Linked DNA regions of Homo sapiens: region 2 is linked to region 1. Evidence: read pairs that join two places in POLR2A ChIA-PET (ENCODE). Cell type or tissue: Caco-2. All regions are shown on one strand. Each heading gives the region's core, and the rest is flanking DNA. Links, peaks and the distances in the headings are about the cores only.

Region 1 (2,922 bases), core at 122-2,621:
ACAGTGACACCGGGCCCCCCATCAGCACCCTGCACTTGGTTTAATGCTCTCATGTTGCCGCTGTGACATTCTGAACACTTTTTGAACAAGGGGACCTTCGCTTTCATTTTGCTCTAGACCCCATGAATGGCGTAGCTGGTCCTGCTCTGCTGGTTCCCTGTTCCCTGCAGAATGAAATCCAGATGCCCTCCACGTCCATCCCCACTGCTGGGGGAACCCCTCTAGGCAGACAACATGGCCCAGCCGTCGTCACCCTGAGGTCTGGCACGGTGCCTGGTAGGACTCAGCCAGTATCTGAGGACTAAAGGAAATTTTGTAAAACACCATAAAAAGGCTTGTTCTGTATCCAGATAAAATGGAAGCTCTTTCTATCCTCTCAAAATATCCCTTTTTCAAACCAAACTCAATTTCCTAGCTAAAAGCCATTATCAAACACCAGGCTCACCTCTTGGTTGTACACGCGGGTGTTTATTAAGGCCACCCATAAACTTAAAACACCTTCTTTCAAATCTGACTTCTTTCATTTCTTTTTGTGTTATTCTTGTAGTGGAGCTTCAGTTTTTGTTAAAGGAAGTCTGTCTCTAATGTACTGTTTCAGCACAAGTTTCTTTTAATTGACTAACTGAACACCCCAGGGTAAGTGGCTGTCCCAGCCTAAGGAGGATGGGCTGTAGGCTCTTGAATTGTCCTGGTCTCAGGGCAACTTTTCCAGCAAGAGCAAACACAGGGCCTACGGCCTACAAAAATGTTTTAACTTAAAATTCTTTTGAAATCAGAAGAAGTGATAAATTTGATTCATATATATAATATGTAACATGTAAACCCAGCCTGGATTATATTTGTCTCCTGCTCTGCTGTGAATGTCCCCACCGAAACTCATGTTGAAACTTAATCCCCAATGTGGCAGGATTGAGGGGTGGAGCCTTTAAGGGGTGAGTGGGTCACAAGGGCTCTGCCCTCATGAGTGGATTAATCCATTCAAGGATTAATGGGTTAATGGATTATCACGGGAGTGGGACTGGTGACCTTATAAGAAGAGGAAGAGAGACCTGAGCTAGCATGTTAGCCCGCTCAGCCCCCTCGTGGCGTGATGTCCTGCAGCAACTCTGCAGCATCCCCACTAGCAAGAGGGCCTTCACCAGATGTGGTTCCTCAACCTGGCACTTCTCAGTCTCCGTAACTGAAAGAAATAAATTCCTTTTCTTTATAAATGACCCAGTTTCAGGTATGCTGATATAAGCAACAGAAAACAAACTAAGACATCTTCATATCAATGCAATTGCAAAATATATTTGTAATGTTTTTTGGAAGAAAGGTCTTATGAAGGCAAAGATGCCTCGGGGCCCCAGAAGTCACCATGCAGCTCTGCGTGGTCAGCATTACCTATGTTACTGGACCCCTCACAGCTTCTGCCCTCCGGCTCTATCCACAGCAAGAAGGTAAGCCAGTTATTTTGTTTGTTTGTTTGTTTGTTTGAGATAGAGTTTCACTCTTGTTGTCCAGGCTGGAGTGCAATGGCATGATCTTGGCTCACTGCAACCTCGGCCTCCCGGGTTCAAGTGATTCTCCTACCTCAGCCTCTCGAGTAGCTGGGATTACAGGTGCCCACCACCATGGCTGGCTAATTTTTGTATTTTTTTAGTAGAGACGGGGTTTCACCATGTTGGCCAGGCTGGTCTCAAACTCCTGACCTCAGGTGATCTGCCCACCTCAGCCTCCCAAAGTGCTGGGATTAAAGGCATCAGCAACTGCATCTGGTGGTGAGCCAGTTTTGAAGGTTTGGTGACAGTGGGTGGGAAAAGTGCTCTGTGATTTCCCATCCCCCAGAGCAGCCTCGCGAGAGAACACCACGTTATGATAGTGGCTTCAGGGACACAGGGCTGCTCTGACTGCCAATCCCATGAGGTCGGAGGGCCTTCAGAAAAGCCTGAGGTGGTCAGGTCAGCGCTCAGCCCAGCCTGGGTGCCATTTCCTTTGGGTTTACACATTGGAGCTGCCCCAGCCCTCCAGGTGAGGCACAGAGTGGGGTGCATACGCCCCTTCCATGGGACAAATGCCCTCTCATAGCCTGGGGACCCAGGCAGCTCTCAGGAGGAGTCTTTGCTGGCTTGGATTCCTATCAGACAAGCTTAGTTTGTGCATTTTTTGTTTAGGAAAATTCCTTTTAACCTCTGGATTTGTGACGTCCTGAGAAGTGTGTATTAAACAGAAAAGGTTCTCTGTGCCTCATGAATACATTAATTAGCGCCTCTGTATCCTAGGGCAGCAGGTGCCTTGGGACAGATGTCATTAAACAGCTCTGAGGTCAAGCGCATGGAGCAGATGGTGCACTGGGCACAGGGAGGCAGCCCCGTGTCCCTGCAGGGGCCCTGGACAAGCACCTAGGCCATGGGTCAAGGTCTCCGCTCCAGCTCTTCTAGCTGTGGGTACAGGACCCTTTCCAAGTACTGTCTGGAGGCCAGGTTCTGGGCAACAGATCTTCGTGTACTTTTCATTTTGACCCTCGCCACAATCCTCTGAGAAGGCAGATGAGGAAACTGATCTTTCGAGAGGTTGCAGAGACGTGTGCCAAATCGTTCAATGGGTGACCCTCAAGTGGCCTGGTGGCTTCCTGCTTGCTGTCTCCATGTCCTGGGCAGCTGGCATTCCCAGCACCTCCTGAAACAGCCCACATCTATGCTCAGACTGCCCTGTGCTCTTGCGCCATTTGTCCCTCCCCCTAAAGACTCCCTTTATGCCCAATACAAAGGAAGAACAAGGGGGACAGGACCCCTCTCCTCCAGCACAAGCATAGCACAGCCCGCTGTGCAGGCTCTGAGCAGGATGCTGAGAGAATGCAGGACAGACCCAGGCACCTGCAGACCCTCCTCCCTGTGAGGTCCCACCTGCCCCACATGACACTGTGCAGTTGCCTGTGCCCCT
Region 2 (2,922 bases), core at 137-2,636, 56 kb before region 1:
AAGATTGAATAGAATGATGGTAGTTTTTAAAAAAATGTAACATTCAAAAACATAGCACTTTAACATTCGAAGATTACCTTTATTGTTGCTAAGAAATTGGAGAAATTAGTTTTAGACCTTTGTCCTTGAGTATTTTTTGTTATGATAAAGCAAAACTTTTCTCATTAAATATGATCTATTTGTATAATTTATATATTAACCTAGCCTTTGGAAATTTACACTTGATATTCTCTGAAGTCTTGGTAAAATTGAATAGCATCAGCTGCTATCTCCTTATGTTATCCTGACAAAGAGCAGCAAGTACCAATTACAATTTTGAATAAGATATTTATACCATAAGCTTATTGGCTAGTGGGTCGCAGGAGGGTGGAAAAATAGTTAAAATGTACTATTTGGGAGTACTTTGAAATGTGTCCTTTCCTTTTGCTGCTGTGGTTTGAAGTTATATATATGAAATTAGTTTTTAAATTAATGTAGGCCGTACAGATATTGATACAGTAAAATAAAACCTACTTTAAGATTTAGAGTATTTGTATGTGTGTATTGTTTATATGTATTGTATCGGTGATGTGTTTGGGGTTCTTTGGAATTTTAAAACATTAATCACTTTACTTCCTGTGTTAATTAGAGATCCTTGGATTAGAAAGATTCTCTTTTCCCCCATTAGCTATACTTTCAAATATTTTGCATGCCTTATTAATGATCCAGCAACGTTTTTTTTTAGCACAAAGATAAGTTACATTTTAACCTTACATAATAACATGTCTAAAAAATTATACAAAATCAATTTTTGGAGCTATGAAAGTATTAAGGAATTTCAGCATACTATTTTACTTTGAATGCTTTTTTACTAACATAAATAAATGAAGCTTCCTAAGATCGTGTAATTCAGTTGATTTCATAATGCTGATATTTCTGTAACAATCAGGTTTACAGCACCAGATTAGCTACATGGTGCTTATAGTATCATTTTAGTTAAAATAGAATTTGCTAACCAAAATAAAGAAATTGCAATATGTATTAGTATATGTCCTCTCCTTCTAGAAGCAGGTTAAAGTGCTACTCTATAATTCTATTCTTTTTTTTTTTTTTTTTTTTTTGAGATAGAGTCTCGCTTTGGCACCCAGGCGGGAGTGCAGTGTCGTAATCTCGGCTCACTGCAACCTCCACCTCCTGGATTCAAGCGATTCTCCTGCCTCCGCCTCCCAGGTAGCTGGAACTACAGGCGCATGCCACCACACCCAGCTAATTTTTGTATTTTTAGTACAGATGGGATTTCACTATGTTGGCCAGGCTGGTCTTGAACTCCTGACCTCAGGTGATCTGCCCTCCTCAGCCTCCCAAAGTGCTGGGATTACAGACGTGAGCCACCGCACCTGGCCTATAATTCTGTTCTTGAGGATAAAAGTAGAAAGGACTTTTTTGAAACTTCAGTTAGCAATACATTAGAATATTTGATTGAAAATCAGAATTACATGAATCTGATTTTCAGCAGGCAGCAGAAGCTTCCGGCTTGTAGCCAAAAAGAAAGTCTGGAAAGCTAGATGGGAGTGTCTTGGAGAGGAGGGATGGTACTGGAGAGGGGTCTGTCCATGAACCGTAGGAACTCTGGTGGTTGACATGTGTGTCTATACCAGGTAAGAGGAAAAAGCAGACGGCAGAGTGAGACAGAGTCCGTGGCTTTGTCATCTTCAGAGAAGGTGGTAGTAGCGATTTGTGGACTTAATTATTTTCTACACTATTGTCTTTCCATGAATCACTTCAGTATGTAGCAAGATAGGGCTTCCAAAGCAACAGACTTGTGGTGGTCTTCTCGAACTCAGTGCTGTACATAGTTCTTTGACTGTACCTGATAGAATGTTTTTGGTTTTGTTTTTTGTTTTGAGATGGGGTCTTGCTTTATCACCCAGGCTGGAGAGCAGTGGTGCGATCTCAGCTCACTGCAACCTCCACCTCCCAGGCTCATGCCATCCTTCCGCCTCAGCCTCCTGAGTAACTGGGACCACAGGCACACGCCACCTCGCCTGACTAATTTTTTGTATTTTTAGTTGTGACCAAGTTTCACCATGTTACCCAGATTGGTCTCAAATTCCTGAACTCAGGTGATCCGCTGCCTCGGCCTCCTAAAGTACTGGGATTACAGGTGTGAGCCACTGCGCCCGGCCTATTATTTTATTTTTATTTCTTGACTTCTTTATTTCTGCTCATTTTATAAAGGAAGAGTTATAGAATTTTTAAAACCAGATCTCTTTGGATTGTAATATTTAGATTAGATTTGATGAATAACTTCCTGACAGTGTTTAAACTAGCATGAATTTACCTCAGTGTACAATCTCTAACATGTTTTCCAATGCCAACATTTTATGAAATATATATAAAAATGTGGAATGCTTCATGAATTTGCTTGTTATCTTGTGCAGGGACCATGCTAATCTTTTCTGTATCATTCCAGTTTTAGTATATGTGCTGTCAAAGTGAGCACGCCAGCATTCTTTAAGTTTCTCTAAAATGAAGTGGAATCTCCCTAGAAGAGTAATAAAAGAAGGTAGATTGCTCGGTCAACAAATGATTATTTATTTAGGGGGAAGGGAAGGGGGATCTCCTATGTCTGCCATGCTTATAAGATAGTACTGCTTAAAGCAAGGGGTATAGATAGCTTTTTATTTGAGAGGAGGGAATGTTTAACTATGTTCACATTTAAAATGTCCAAATGGTAGAGAAGAGTATTTTTCCCTTGTAAGGAAACAATAGAAGAATATTTAAAACAGCTTTTCCTTGGATATTCTTTCTGAAAATTTCCATGCATATGTTAGGTTAAACCATACAAACTTGCCATTTTTTTAGGTGAACAGTTGTTAATTAAGTATTGGCAGTTTCAGATAGTTCAACCTAATACAATCATTATATATACATGTGCTTTTA

Evidence for each region. ChIA-PET counts read pairs that join two places held together with the same protein. Peaks named below come from ENCODE experiments on the same cell type or tissue, not always from the same donor. Only the 100,000 strongest peaks of a DNase experiment are listed, where the experiment ranks them.
Region 2: POLR2A ChIA-PET joins it to region 1 with 15 read pairs; 2 of 35 experiments call an interaction of 5 or more read pairs at or near these places.

Annotation. Positions count from the first base shown.
Region 1 is chr18:26,419,763-26,422,684 of GRCh38, forward strand. No RefSeq gene overlaps it. Among named protein-coding and RNA genes, the nearest start is that of LINC01543, 1.8 kb to the right of the region's middle. In Caco-2, for the core only: no CTCF peak of the experiment used is centred there; no DNase peak of the experiment used is centred there.
Region 2 is chr18:26,363,925-26,366,846 of GRCh38, forward strand. The region is part of intron 14 of TAF4B (TATA-box binding protein associated factor 4b); the gene reads left to right. It also overlaps the pseudogene RNU6-1289P. Among named protein-coding and RNA genes, the nearest start is that of LINC01543, 58 kb to the right of the region's middle. In Caco-2, for the core only: no CTCF peak of the experiment used is centred there; no DNase peak of the experiment used is centred there.